Regions from separate parts of the Homo sapiens genome. Here region 1 is linked to region 2. A link is a loop called in an ENCODE intact Hi-C map of the cell type or tissue named here. Cell type or tissue: PC-3. All regions are shown on one strand.

The links. Hi-C counts contacts between places; a loop is a spot of excess contacts. Peaks named below come from ENCODE experiments on the same cell type or tissue, not always from the same donor. Only the 100,000 strongest peaks of a DNase experiment are listed, where the experiment ranks them.
Region 1: it touches region 2 in a loop (2.3-fold over the local background); 5 of 110 quality-filtered maps call a loop at or near these places.

The regions. Positions count from the first base shown.
Region 1 is chr1:220,114,477-220,122,476 of GRCh38, forward strand. All of the region lies in intron 12 of IARS2 (isoleucyl-tRNA synthetase 2, mitochondrial), which reads left to right. It overlaps MIR215 (microRNA 215), which reads right to left and starts at 3,486; the gene lies at 3,377-3,486. It overlaps MIR194-1 (microRNA 194-1), which reads right to left and starts at 3,765; the gene lies at 3,681-3,765. It overlaps LOC124904515 (a long non-coding RNA gene), which reads right to left and starts at 4,637. Exons shown (of 2, transcript XR_007066883.1): 1 at 4,509-4,637; 2 at 3,266-3,407. RefSeq lists an enhancer at 197-366. In PC-3, no CTCF peak of the experiment used is centred here; no DNase peak of the experiment used is centred here.
Region 2 is chr1:220,019,334-220,027,333 of GRCh38, forward strand. EPRS1 (glutamyl-prolyl-tRNA synthetase 1) reads right to left here. Exons shown (of 32, transcript NM_004446.3): 7 at 5,799-5,925; 8 at 4,931-5,123; 9 at 3,014-3,185; 10 at 655-888. Among named protein-coding and RNA genes, the nearest start is that of EPRS1, 23 kb to the right of the region's middle. RefSeq lists an enhancer at 7,398-7,899. In PC-3, no CTCF peak of the experiment used is centred here; no DNase peak of the experiment used is centred here.

The sequences.
Region 1 (8,000 bases), 95 kb after region 2:
AGAATGCTTTCTAAAATTTTTTAGTGTTTTAAAGTGAAATATTTTTTCTTCAAAAATTGAAAAATAATGTGGATGATTAAGAACCGTTTATATATGTTAAATAAAATATGCTAAAATAGTCTTTTGGGGGACTAAAATATAAGTTCAAAACAATTCTATCATACAGTTAAAATATTAACTAGATTTTCTTAAATATTGATACTTAGAAGTAAAGTCTCTGACTTTTTTTCTATGAGAATTTATTGGGCTGTATTAAGGTATCATGGATCCAAAGATGGACAGTGTTTAGCAGGGGAGCCTGAAATGTATTTTTTCTAAAGGAATGAAGAGAATCACTCTCACATTCTGAGTCTGCTTTCCTTTTCAGTGGAAATGGGATTATGTAATTGTGTAGATACTTAAAATTTAAGAAATTGTAGTTAAATGCACATGATTACACTGATGATTATATTCCCAGTTTTTCCCTTTTTTTTTTTTTGAGTTGGAAAGGTAATAGATGGACATAGTGAACAATTCATAGTAGAAAAGCTTGTACACTGAAAAGTAGGCTTTTTCCTACTCCAGGTATCCAGAACCTTTTTTTGAGGCAGTCATTGTTTACAGCTGTTTCTGAATCTTTCCAGAAAAAATGAATTCTTCTGTCAGCACATACATATGTTTATACAAAAGAGAGTATCTCTATCTTCTGCTCTGTGCCTAGATTTTTTTCACTTTATGTGTTATGATTTATTCCAAATCACTACACATAGATCAGCCTCATTCTTAAGCTTTATTAAAGCATACTTTACATACTATAAAATTCATGGCCAGGTGCGGTGGCTCACGCCTGTAATCCCAGCCCTTTGGGAGGCCGAGGCTGGTGTATCATGAGGTCAGGAGTTCAAGACCAGCCTGGCCAAGATGGTGAAACTCCATCTCTACCGAAAATACAAAAATTAGCCAGGCATGGTGGCGCGGGCCTGTAATCTCAGCTACTCCGAAGGCTCAGGCAGAGAACTGCTTGAACCTGGGAGGCAGAGGTTGCAGTGAGCCAAGATCGTGCCACTGGACTCCAGCCTGGGTGACAGAGTGAGACTCTATCTCAAAAAAATTAAAAAAGAAAAATTCATTTATTATAAGTGATTTATAGTAAATTTGTTAAGTTTTACAGCCACTATCATAATTGTGTCTTAGAATAATTCTTTTATCCCGAACAGCTCCCTTTTGTGCTTTTCGAAAGAGAAGTTGCTTGGAAATCTGTGAGCTTTGGAGAATGGCAACTGAATTTGAACCCAGGCTTTGCCATTCACTGTGTGTGAGACTGAGGAATTTACTTAGCCTCTGGCTCCTCTATAAAATAGGAAAAGCAATGGTTGCAGGTAGACTGTTATGAATACTAAATAATAAATGCAAACTACTTGGTGTAAAGCACAGTATTCCATAGATGATGAGCTATTCATGTATTCACTTAAGAAACATTGTTATGTGGGCACAGTGGCTCATGCCTGTAATCCCAGCACTTTGGGAGGCCAAGGCGGCAGGATTGCTTGAAGCCAGCTGTTCAAGATTACAGTGAGACCCCATCTCTACAGAAAAATTTAAAAATTAGCTGGTGTGGTAGTGTGGGCCTGTAGTCCCAGCGACTTGGGAGGCTAAGGCGAGAGGATCGCTCAAGTCCAGGAGTTTGAGGTTATAGTGAGCTATGATCATGCCAATGCACTCCAGCCTGGATGACAGAGCAAGACACTGTCTCTTCAGAACGAAACAAAACAGAACACATTGTCAAGCACTTAGTACGTGTCAGTGCTAGGAACTGCTAGTTGCTACAGTGAACAAGACTGACATGGCCCCTGTTTTTAATGAGATAATAGTCTAGCTAGTTTATCTTCTAGTAATATTAGGGAGGCTTTGAGTGTTGTTGCTGTTTTTCACAGATGTGGAGAGGGGAATGTTAATTCTTCCTTTTAGGAACACATTCCAGATTTTCATTTTCTTTGAGCAATTTTTTTTAATTTGGTGAATGGAATTTTTTCTAAATTATGCTATTAAGAAGTTTAAACTTTTAAGTAGACTTGAGGAGTAAGAGTATGTTTTAGGAAAAGAAAGTAGAGGCTAGAGACTGGAAAGTCATTGGAAAGCTATTTCAATATTATTATAAGTTGGATCTGAGGTAAGACTTTAGGAATAATCTAAATATTGTTGCTGTGGTGTTCTTACAGAGCTTGGTCAGATGTAAACTACTAATATCTTAATACTTACATTAAGAATTAATGTAAATTCTGTCCAGTTCAGATTATTTTATTTTATTTTTGATACAGTCTCACTCTGTCACCCAGGCTGGAGTGCAGTGATGTGATCTTGGCTCACTACAACCTCCACCTCCCAGGTTCAAGTGATTCTCCCTCCTCAGCCTCCTGAGTAGCTGGGACTACAGGCACGCGCCACTGACTTGGCTAATTCTTGTATTTTTAGTAGAGATGGGCTCTTGCCACGTTGACGAGGCTGGTCTCGAACTCCTGGCCACAAAGGATCCATCCACCTCTGCCTCCCAGAGTGCTGAGATTACAGGCATGAGCTACCATGCCCAGCCTCAGACTTAGTTTAAAAGAAAAAGAATTAAAGTGATTATACCTGAGACGAGTTTCCACAAACATTTGTTTAAAATTTCACACTGGAAAGTTTTTTTTTTTTTTGGAAAGTTTTATAAGCCATGTCATTGTCTCCTCTTCTTTTTTTTTTTTTTTTTTTTTTTTGAGATGGAGTTTCACTCTTGTTTCCTAGGCTGGAGTGTAGTGGCACGATCTCAGCTCACTGCAATCTCCGCCTCCCAGGTTCAAGTGATTCTCCTGCCTCAGCCTCCTGAGTAGTTGGGATTAGAGGCATGTGCCACCACGCCCGGCTAATTTTATATATATATATTTTTTAGTAGAGACGGGGTTTCTCCATGTTGGTCAGGCTGGTCTCAAACTCCCGACCTCAAGTGATCCGCCCGCCTCAGCCTCCCAAAGTGCTGGGATTACAGGCGTGAGCCACTGTGCCCGGCTACTCTTCTTTTCACTATTTAGAGAGCAAGATGTCTAGGGAATTTCACTGAAGTGATTGAGGTGGGTGGGGATTCCTTGGTGGAATAGCCCTCTGGACTCTGAGGTGGATCATATGTATGTATTAGTAAATATAGCAAACTGGTTTAATTGATACATCCTGATAATTAAATGGTACATAGGTTGACTGGTCAGTAAGTTAGGTTAAATAAATATGAGCTTTGTCAGAAAAACACAAGTTTTCATTAGGTATATTTATGTTTTATTTACTCAATACATTTACATGGTAGTGTTACAGATTATCTTCTGTGTACCTGCCATTGCGTTGGTTGCGTGGTGTTAGTCGATTTCTGATATTGAAGTAGCACAGTCATACAGAATATTGGCCTAAAGAAATGACAGACAAACTCAGCTATATTGTCTGTCAATTCATAGGTCATTTTCCTGTATACCATTTCTGAATGATGACTTTAATCCTCTTCCATTATTGGATCTTTTTGGTGTTACAAAACTTGAATTTAAGAAAATTGATATTAATTCTTAATCATTTGTTAATTTTATAAAACAGGCTGAAAATCTTTTTTTCTGCTGGAATCAAATGAGAGTCCAAGTGACCACAATTTTCTGTCTTTCTTTATTATACCTTTATATTGTAGCAAGTTGGTAACCATCAAAAGTAACAGCATCTCCACTGGAAATTGGTACACAGTCCACATGGAGTTGCTGTTACACTTGATAACACCATTAAACATATAAGGAGATTCCTTTTGCTCATCATGGGAGCTGTACGATATCTCTAAGTATACTTGTTTCACAGAAGAAAGTCTCGATTTATTCATGTTCTAAATAAGTTTAGGGACTGGTAGATTTGAAACGCTGATGTTTTATTTTGATTTGAATTAATAGTGTCATTTGCATTTTAGATCATATTTGTATTTTATCAAGAAATAATTCCATTTCTGACTTTACTGTCATTGGTCATTTTTTGAATCTGTGAGATAATGCCATTAGAATTTGGGTTGAAATCTGTTACTAGTCAATAAAAACAGAAGAAATAATTTTTAGCATAAAAAAGATAAAATGTAGAAACACTGGCTACCTGGGAAGGAAAAGAAGTTGGTTAAATTTCTTTCATCATTTCAAACAGTTATAATCACTTTCATGCTATTAATGCTATAGTTAACATAGTGAAACTTAGCCCCTAACTTCTGGAAATTATGAGAAATTTAGTAAAAATAGCCAAGGAATTTCCAATATAATTTGAGTGTTAACTTTAGCTACCTCAAATTTTTTCTCAGTTAACAATAATAAACCTTTTGTTCAAAAAATTTATGTTCATTAAATAAAGAAAAATTTCTTCAAAATGGTTTTCTGTCAGCTTTAAAACATAAATCTAGGATTAAACTAAAAATAGAATTTCCCCTTCCAAATTTCACATTGTTCTAGAATTAAATTTAGTAAACAAATGTGAAACATTTAGCCTCTTACCTCATTCTTCTTCCAGTAAGTTACAGAAGAAAAGTTGTCTTAATAATCTTCAATATTTTTGCTTATAAAGGCAAAACACAGAAGACAGTGGGATGACAGCAGTCGTTTCTTTGTTGCTTTAGTAATCTTAATGCTGCTTAATGTCCATAACACGCTAAATAAGCCTCATTCCGGTTGATATCGAAGTTCAGAATGATTGGCTGATGTCATAGTTGCTCATGCTACCTAGTGGATTTTCACTGATTGAAACCTAAGAAGGGACACGTAATGCATGTGTTGAGATAAGGCCTTTGAGTAAAGTACAAGGTTTTATGATGGATTTATTGCTTTATGAAGTAAAGCATTAAGATGGAAGCATATAGATTACATACTGGTAAGTGGTTTCACCCACTTTTATCAGCAGTCGTTTATACTGATCTTTGGGTTATAGGTTAACTATGAGTTTGTGTTAAGTATACAATGTTAAAGAAATGAAGGTAGAATTCTTAAATTTCAGACAAATTAGGAATTTTCCTGCATTTTTTTCTGAAGAATATTAAATATCACAAGGAAATAGTTAGAAAATTGTTTAAAAATTTTTTTAGGAAACAGAAAATTATTTAAGAAATCTTTTAAGTATTATCTTGGTTTCATTATAAAAAAATTCCACTTCTAAGTATTTACCCAAAGGAAATAGGACTAATACCTCTTGTGTGAGGATATGTATATAAGATGTCCAATACAGTTGTTTATAAAGGAACATAATGATATACAAAAGAAGATGTAATTTAATTAGTTATAGAAGAATGAATATGTACCTGTTAAAAATGTCAGCTTAGCTCTTAATGGTTGCCTAGTTCCTTGTGTATGAAAATCAAATGAACATAACTTATCCAGTGTTTGGATTTTGTTAGATGTTTGTCACATCTCTATAATGAGTGTCTTTTGAGCACTTGTTCACAGTTAACTTTATATACTTTTTTCAAATTATCTTTTTAGATTTTGTTTGAACATTAAGTTTATCTTTGTTTTTATCATCATTATACCTAGCTCAAGTTTGTGGGTTATATGTCTGTTTATTTTTATTGCAATTTTTGTTTTCAAAGCTCTCTGTCACACTTTTTTTTTTTTTTTTGAGTTGGAGTCTTGCTCTTGTTCCCCAGGCTGGAGTGCAATGGTGGGATCTTGGCTAACTGCAACCTCTGCCTCCCAGCTTCAAGCGATTCTCCTTCTTCAGCCTCCCAAGTAGCTGGGATTACAGGCTTGCGCCACTATGCCTGGCTGATTTTTGTATATTTAGTAGAGATGGGGTTTCTTCATGTAGGTCAGGCTGGTCTCGAACTCCCCACCTCAGGTGATCCGCCCGCCTCGGCCTCCCAGAGTGCTGGGATTATAGGCGTGAACCACCGCGCCCGGCCTTTTTTTTTTTTGAGATGGAGTCTCACTCTGTTGCCAGGCTGGAGTGCAGTGGTGCAATCTCGGCTCACTGCATCTTCTGCCTCCTGGGTTCAAGTGATCCTCCTGCCTCAGCACCCCCCAAGTAGCTGAGACTATAGTCACGCACCACCATACCTGGGTAATTTTTGTATTTTTGTAGAGACCGGGTTTTGCCATGTTGCCCAGGCTGGTCTTGAAGTCCTTAGCTCAAATGATCCACCTATCTCAGCCTTCCAAAGTGCTAGGATTACAGGTGTGAGCCACCGTGCCCGCCCAAAATTAATTTATTCAATTGACAAAAATTGCTTATATTATGTACAACATGTTTTGAAATATGTATGCATTGTGGAATGGCTAAATCTAGCTAATTAACATGTATTTGTTGGGTTTTTCTTTACTCTCTTATTTTAAAATTAACTTTATTGTTTTAAAAATACAAATAATTTATCTAGAATCTCATAATAGAACCGAATTATAGAACATAATGCTTACTAAAGTGCATTTAGTAGACTTTATTTAGAACATGATGTTTTCATAATTCACAATATAAAGTAAGGAAGGAAGTCTTGCTCTCTAAATATTAGTGAGACTTGCTCTCTTAATGAGATAAAGCTTCTTCCCTTAAAAATGTTTCATGTTTCTTTTGGATACATTGAACAAATTTTTCTTTTGTTCTGATTCATATACTTATGTAACAAGGAAAAAAATCTGAAGTATGTTGTTTTATTTACAGTAGCCTTTTTGAAATTGGATTTTTAAAAATAATTGCAGGATTGCTTTTCATTGATGTAGCTAATGTGTAGTTACGTTGTTTCTCGTAAGTGTAATTAGGTAAGCTAAAAGAAAAACAAAAAACCTTTCCTCCTCACTAAGAGACTTTTGTCAGTTTTTTTAAAAAGTTTTTTAAATTTGCAAATAAAGTATGTATAAAACACAAAATTACATTTCTTATATTAAAATATGCGCTATATCTAAATTACTAATATTGTTATAAAAATGTAGCAATTAAAATGAATTTTAGACTAGAGGTGTCTGACTAAACTTGGTGGGATTTTACGGTTGCTTTAATAACATGCCAACAGCAAAACTGGAATCTTTCTTTCTTAATGCTTTTAGTTATATGCTCAGTAGGTTACTTGAATGTAGTTAAATAACATTTAAAATGTCATTGAATTTTCTGATATTTAGGAATATGAAAAAGAACTTATTTTTATTTTTTTTAAAATAGATGTGGGGTCTTTACTATGTTGCCCAGGCTGGTCTTGAACTCTTGGGCTCAAGTGATCCTCCTGCCTTGGCCTCCCAAAGTGCTAGGATTATAGTCATGAGCCACCGTGCCAGGCCAAGAATATGAAAAAGAGCTTAGTTTTATTAAAGTTGAATTTAGGATTCTAAAATATGGATGTGGAGCTGAGTGTGGTGGCTCACAACCCATAATCTCAGCATTTTGGGAGGCTAAGGCTGGAGGATTGCATGAGGCCAGGCATTTGAGACCAGCCTGAGCAACAAAGCGAGATTCCCATCTCTAGAGGGGGGGAAAGAAAGCAGGGCATGTTGGCATGGGCCTGTAGTCCCAGCTACTCAGGAGGCTGAGGCGGGAGGATTACTTGACGCAGGAGTTCAAGGCTTCAAGTGAGCTATGATCATGCCACTGCAATCCAGCTTGGGCCACAGAGTAACACCTTGTCTCAAAAAAATTAATTAATTAAAATAAAATAAAATGGATATGTTTCATCTATAGTCATAACGTTACTCACTTTCTTTAGTTATTAGGACTTTTTCTTTTAAGAATAAAAATTTTCGCCTAGTCTTCGTCACTTTTTCCGATGTTTATAGAAACTGAAACTCAAAAAATAGTATGATTTATTCCTGTCATTTTCCAGTTAAGTCCAGTTAGAGTCTGGTCTTTGGACTTAGTGCTTGCTGTGTCAACACACTAATCTCCTGAGACTGCCTAGTTCCTCACTTCATCTCTGATACGTAGTCTTCACTCTATGCCTGGGTAAAAGAGCCTTTCTGCCATTGCTTAGCAAACTCCAGAGAGTAAGAGTGTGAATTCAGTTACAGTGTTGTCTT
Region 2 (8,000 bases):
AATGGTGACATTTTCAAATATGGAAATCCCATGCATTCATACATTTTTATTTATCAAACATTTTCAAGGTCCCTATTCCACATAGGACCATGAGAATCAGAAAAAAGATGGTATCCTGTCATTCACATATGAATATACTTTATAAAGCCCTTTGGAATAAAACAAAAATATATGTAGGAAATTAATATTCTGCAGGGATCTGCAAACCTCAGTAAGTATGCAGTAATACCCTTTTCATGGAGCTCAAGATAAACTTTTACATCTTCACTTCGATTCAAGGGTATTTTAACCTTCTTGGGACCTAGCCAAAAAGAAAAACCTCAGCCTCAGCAGAGAGTAGAGATCAGTAACCAAATATACCAAGAACCAGAAAGTCAAAACTGTTCTTCTATTAAATGCTAAGACCTGCAGAGGATGTGCCCTCATGTGTGTTTTTCATTCCATGATCCCCAGTGGGCACTCCATTATTTGTGGCATTAAAACAAGAAGGGGAAGCCCTAATGCACTGGCTGAGAAGAAGATAAGAATCAGGAATTCTATAGGCCTACCCATTCCCCCTCCTCCCAATCACCTTCCCTATCTCTCAAGCAGTTTAAAAATCACTGATCTACTATGTCCTTACTTCTTGTCAATTCTAAGTAACATTAAACATACCATCCATCTACTAGTCCTTCATTGACAAACCATGTGAGTTTTCTTTTGGATAGCACTGTGTTGTTGAGATTTAGCCGACTATATTCCCAAATATATGGTTTTCTTATGCCTAAAGCTTCAATAATCCAGTAAAACTGCTCATCTCTGTCATGGTATTCTGTTGTTCTCAGGGCATGTGTAACACCTTCGATGCTGTCAACTATGGGGCAGGCAAAATCATATGTTGGATAAACACTAGAAAAAAAGAAAATAAAATAAACAAAACATTTTACCCTTTCCCTCTTAGATTAAGCATTATAAACAACAATACTAATTTAAAATGTAATTCTTTACAAGTTAAGAGATTCTTAAAAACCAAAAGGTTTTATGACTTAATACTCAAAGTGTATCAAAACATTATCAGCCTTTGAGAACAATGAGTCAGTTGTCAACTTAGCAGTCAAACAAAAAAGCAAATTTGCAATCTAATACAAAATTAGGTATTGGCTTGGCAAATTGTATAATCATAATATTTCTGTAATGGCCAATGTATAACATAGTAGGAAGCAATAAATAATACATGTAATAATTTTAAGGAAATTTAGCTTTTGAACATCTTTTTTTTTGAGACGGAGTCTCACTCTGTTCTGAGTAATCCCTTACTCAAGTAAATCCCTAAAAGTCTTAAAAGTACTCAAACACACTCAAAAACAGTGCTCCATTCACTGTGTAAAAAAAAAAAACCGACAGAAGACCAGAAAATCATTAGGTCAAAATTACATTTAAGATGAAATAGTCTAAAAAACAGTTTCTGACTAAGATAATGTATACAATTTACATGCAGTATCAATTTGAATTTATATATATATATATATATATATATATATATATATATATATATATATTAGTGCATTATGCTTTCTTTCTTTTTTTTTGGAGACAGTCTCGCTCTTTTACCCAGGCTAGAGTGCACCGGTGCGATCTCAGCTCAGTGCAACCTCCGCCTCCTGGGTTCAAGTGATTCTCAGCCTCCCAGGTATAGATGGGATTACAGGCATGCGCCACCATGCCCCGCTAATTTTTGTATTTGTTTTAAAGTAGAGATGGGGTTTCACTATGTTGGCCAGGCTGGTCTCAAACTCCTGGCCTCAAGTGATCCACCCACCAAGGCCTCCCAAAGTGCTGGTATTACAGGCATGAGCCACTACACCCAACCAATGCTTTCCTTTTTGTTTGTCTAGAGACAGGGTTTCACTCTGTTGCTCAGGCTGGAGTGAAGTGGCATGATCACAACTCACTGTAACCTTGAACTCCTGGACTGAAGCAATCTTCTTGCCTCAGTCTTCCAAGCAGCTAGAACTACTGAAGCGTGCCACCATACCTGGCTAGTTTTTTTTTTTAATTTATTTTTTGGTAGAGACAGGTTCTTGCTATGTTTCCCACGCTGGTTTCAAACTCCTAGCCTCAAGAGAGCTTCCTGCCTCAGACTCCCAAAGTGTTGGCATTACAGGCATGAGCCACTGTGCCCAGCCATTATACATTCTAACTTTTAAGATACAACTTGATTAAGATGCTACTGCATTATGCTTTGCAATTATTTGACACTGAAAATGTGTATCCAAAGTCACTTTTCCAAATGTATTGAAAGGATTTGCTTAGTAAAACAAGGAGTAATCCTGAGAAAAATGATATGTATGCACATATAATCACATGTGTATTTGTCTATATATGGACAGACATGTCAGCACCCATGAGTTTAAAGTAAGTCACATCAGCTAACCAAGTAATCATTTACATTTACCATTCTCTTCAGAAATTTTAATTCAGCATTTATGTGTAGTACGCTTCTTCAAAGTATTAAAAAATATTTTTTATGATTTATTTTATAAAGTAGGGTTTTTTTTTTTGGAAAAGGTCCATTTAAAACAAAGATTCGTTAACCTACAAATCCACATTGAAAACTAATCTAAACACATGTTACTCTCCTGTATTGTTCATATTTCTGGAAGTTTTCAATACTATTACTTTTAGGAATCAATTTGTGCAAAGTAGACTCAAAGTTTATTACAGGAAGCAAAGTATCTTCACCTAAAGATGTACATCACAGTATACCTAATCAATACAAAAAAAGCAACTCTAGGCAGACTCAGGACTTTCATAGATGGAAGTGATCTTAGAAATAATGTGGTAGAACCTTAATTGACAGGTGAGTAAACGGCCCGTGAAAGGCTACATGCCTTTACAGAAGGCCACCAGCCAGTGAACCCATGGATGAACAAAAGGCCAGGTTTCTTGACTATTTTGCTTGTACTCCATGTTTAAAGAAGATCAAAACAAAAGCACAGATGGCTACCTAGCATATTGAAGGAGATATACTTACTTGTATTTATTTCCAGTTCTTGGATGTGGTTGAATTTTGCAGCGATAAAGGGTTGGATCTCTCATGCATCCATTGTTACTACTCATGTCAATTTTTGCTCGCAAACAACAGGACTGACCAAACTGGCTCCCTTTTTTCATTTCTTCCCACATTTGTAGATTCTTCTCAATAGCTATAAAATGATAATTACATTACGGTTCACTAATCTGGTTAAATTCAAATTATTCTCATAGTGCTATAATTTGATATAAATTTTCATGTTCTTGTTTTATAACCACCCTGTGTTAGTTTAAAAACACTGTAATATTTCCAGTATCCAGTACCAAGAGCAAATGCGTCATTTTTTAATTAAAGAAGTTTCACAATACATTTAGCAAATACAAATACGTTTTAGAAAAGGTAACATCAATACATTCCACTCATGTGGTATCAATTAAGCATAAGAAAAAGTACAAGGCCTGAAGGCTCCGCTCACCTAGTGTTTCCCTTCCCATCATGGCACAACGGGCCAGCCCCTTCTCTTCTCATCTCCCTGAAATTTAACATTCTGCCTTTAAAGCAGAAGCATTCTTATTTTGCCACCTCATGCCTAAGGGACAGAATGGTTTGGTCCGGCCCTAAGGTCCCACAGGCATTGGCACTACAGACCGTGCCTATCTAAAGAACACAGCTCAGGTTGAGAGTCTGAGCTCATGGGCTCCCTGAAAGCCCCTTCATCATCCCAATGAGAAGCAGGATACTCTTGGATCCAAGAAAATAAGAGGTGATAGAAAACAGTGACACAGGAAAGAAAAGAGTTTAATACCAGAAAAAAGGACTCTACATTCCAAGTGGCTATGGCTCCCTCTATATCACAATATCTAGCAAAAACCTGCCCTGTATGCATACAAACTGTTAAACAATAATTTTCTGTGGAAGCTACTAGAAATGTAAGACACTTGCCCTCAAATAATCAAGATAGGTCTAAAAGTCCATTGGTTAGCCACCTCTGAAAATGTAGAAAACCTTTTCAAAATAAAAAAGACTCATTATAACTATTTTAATTTACTAATACTTCCCAAATGTGGCACTCCAGGTTTAATTATAGTGAAGTTCTGACAACATAATTACAGAATGAAAATCACCCAATTTAGAAGTTCAGGAGAGAAGCCATGAATAAGAAAGATATGCTCTTCAGTCAAGTGATATTTCAGAGATACAGGTTAGTACTGAGCTTGTACTATATATTATATTCATATTTACCCACATGCCAAAAGGAAGACTTGGGTGACAACATTATCATCAAACATTGTATTATAGAAAGGCTAAGTATTTAAAGTAAGAAAACTGTAAAATGTTGCAGAAGGAATCCTTCAAATTGAATGAATACAATGCAAAAGACTACACATAATAAGTGAGATACTAAGGGCATATTCACATGCAGTTGTGATGTTAATAAAATAACAAGAACATAAAGATAGAGGAAGAAAAAAGATTTCTAAGACAAATGAGTCATATACCCAAATGTATTTAAACTAGCAGCTTTTGCCAGATACGGTGGCTCATGCCTGTAATCCCGGCACTTTGGGAGGCCAAGGCAGGCAGATCACAAGGTCAGGAATTCGAGACCAGCTTGGCCAATATGGTGAAACCCCGTCTCTACTAAAAATACAAAAATTAGCAAGGTGTGGTGGTGCACGCCTGTCATCCCAGCTACTTGGGAGGCTGAGGCAGAAGAATCACTTGAACCTGGGAGGCGGAGGTTGCAGTGAGCCGAGATCGCGCCATTGTACTCCAGCCCAGGCAACAGAGCGAGACTCCTTCTCAAAACAAACAAACAAACAAAAAAACTAGCAGCTTTCACAAAAAAGAAATCACGTTCTACTAAAGAAGCACAATATAAGAATATCAATTAAAATATAAAACAATGTGGCTTACGGTTTTTTCTATGTTTAGAGTCTATCCTCTGCTCACGTTCTGCTTTCATCTGTTCAGCAGGAGTATCATCCACATAAGCCTTCCCTTCTTGAATTAGCTTCTCTGCATACTTCATTATAGTTTCAAAATGATCCGAAGTATAAGTAAATTGATCTGGTTTGATATGCAACATTGCAACATCTTCCAAGATAACCTGTAGTAAGAAACCAAAATAACCATCAGTATATCTTTTGCATTTTTTCGTGCATTTTCAACCCTTGATACTGCATTTAAGCAAATGTAACATAGACCATCAGTCTTATTTAGCCTGAAAATGGTTGTGGAAGTTACATGATATTAGATCAAAAAAGAAAAAACAGATAGATACTCATTATATTAGCCTCCAAATTTCCAGCTGAGAAAGCTGATCTCACGATGGAGTTTTCCATTTACTTTGGAAAAGCTGGTCATTACTGGGAGAACTGACAATCATTTGCCCTCTCTTTGAATACACTGCCATACTTCTGAATAAAGATAAGAGGCTAGGAAACCTTCACATTTTCCAATACCTACTTAGTGTTTATTTCATTCATAAACTTAAGATTATATGACCAAAAAACCTGCCTCCAGTGACCATTTAATAAATTGGTATTATAGGAAAACATATCATTCAGGTAAACTCTATAACTGGGGAAAGGAAAAATAACTCTTAAGTTTTTTGGTATGGGAGCTCGACATTTCTTGGCTTAGGTCTCAGATATGGAATATATAGATAGGGAAAAAAGCAGCTATGAGAACAAAATTTATTTTCATACCATGAAGGTATTAGGTAATCCTGTAACTTTAATTCACTTTTCTGGCAAAGGGTCATCACTACACTTTTAATTACCTTCTCAAAATCTTCCTTTTCTTTTTCAGGATTTGTGTCATCAAATCTCATGATCAGTTTCCCTTTAAAGTTAACCTGGTAGTGCTGGTTCAGAAGAGCAGCTTTTGCATGCCCAATGTGTAAGTAACTAAAACAAAAACATTTCACAAAGAAACTCATTAACATGTTTTAACTAAATACTTAAACTTAACCTTTTTGAGGAGATGAGAACTAAACAAAAGTCCTTCTAATTGGTACCCAAGTCATATTTTATTTTCTAACAAAAAGTACTGTGATAGAAAATCTGACCCTGACAGGAAAAAAAAAAAAGACTATACCATATATAAAACAATTATAAGAAACAACTTCAAATGTAAAATCTCACAGAGGGGACAAGGTATTTACAAACATTGCAACCTTAAGGAGATTCTCCTTTTTCTTTTTATCAAAAAGAATGATCATTTAATTAAAGTAAAGCTGCTTCAAAATTGTTTCCAACGCTACCTTCCACTGTTTGTCTTTAATAAGACCTACTACTACTGAGAACTGGGTGCCCACCTATGCCACTGGAGAGAAGCTCTTCTGAGACTGTCACTGTGATGACTAAATGAAAAGAGCACATGACAATTAGTAAAAGCCGCTTTACTTCTCTAGGCTTTGGTTTTCTCAGATGCCAAAATAAAAGTTTTTTTTTTTTTTTTTGAGACGGAATCTCGCTCTGTCGCCCAGGCTGGAGTGCAGTGGCACGTTCTCAGCTCACTGCAACCTCCACCTCCTGGGTTCAAGCGATTCTCCTGCCTCAGCCCCCCAAATAGCTGGGACTACAGGCACGCGCCACCATGCCCAGCTAATTTTTGTATTTTTAGTAGAAACGAGGTTTCACCATGTTGGCCAGGATGGTCTCGATCTCTTGACCTCGTGATCCGCCTGCCTTGGCCTCCCAAAGTGCTGGGATTACAGGCGTGAGCCACCGCACCCAGCCAAAAGATTATTTTTTAACTTTAATTTTTTAACTTCTATTTTAGGTTCAGGGGTACATGTGAAGTTTTGTTATATAGGTAAACTCATGTCACGGAGATTAAAAATAAAAGAATTTTAACTAAATAATCCCAAAGGTCTCATCAGCACCAACACTCAATGAATCAGAATCTACAAAAACACTGTTCTGCTGTTCCTGTGAGCAGCTGACAATTGTAAGGAAGAATACAGATCAGAGACACTGTTGATAATATCACACATCAACACCCTCCTTCTATCAAGTACATGAGTAAAAGAAAATATGTTACACCACTATGTTGAAATACAGTTGATTGGGCTGACAAGGCATGAAGCAAGGAAGTTTAATCAGCTTTCACCAACTTGTATTAGTTTCAAATTATAATGATGGCAGCAGTGGTACAGTTTTTTTTGTTGTTGTTGTTTTGTTTGTTTTTTTTTTGAGACGGACTCTCGCTCTGTCGCCCAGGCTGGAGTGCAGTGGCGTGATCTCAGCTCACTGCAAGTTCTGCCTCTCAGGTTCACACCATTCTCCTACCTCAGCCTCCCAAGTAGCTGATACTACAGGTGCCTGCCACCATGCCCGGCTAATTTTTTGTATTTTTAGTAGAGACGGGGTTTCACTGTGTTAGCCAGGATGGTCTCGATCTCCTGACCTTGTGACCCGCCTGCCTCGGCCAGCAGTTGTACAGTTTTAAGATAGTTACCTGGTTTCCCACACAGGTTTGATCTCAGTTGATATCCATATGGGAGGGGGAAAAGTTTATGAAATTATATTATTTTATAAAATAAAATAATATAAAAATTCATAAAAGTTTATGAATTTACATTATTTTCAAATCAATCAAGTTTTTAAAAGTCATTAGCATCCCAGATCAATGATTCAACTTTAAGAAGGGCTTGGGCCGGGCACAGTGGCTCATGCCTGTAATCCCAGCACTTTGGGAGGCGGAGGCGGGCAGATCACGAGGTCAGGAGTTCAACACCAGCCTGGCCAACATGGTGAAACCCCGTCTCTACTAAAAATACAAAAATTGGCCAGGCACGGTGGCTCACGTCTGTAATCCCATCACTTTGGGAGGTCGAGGCAGGTGGATCACGAGGTCAGGAGATCAAGACCATCCTGGCTAACACAGTGAAACCCCGTCTCTACTAAAAAAAATACAAAAAAATTAGCCGAGAGTGGTGGCAGGCACCTGTAGTCCCAGCTACCTGGGAGGCTGAGGC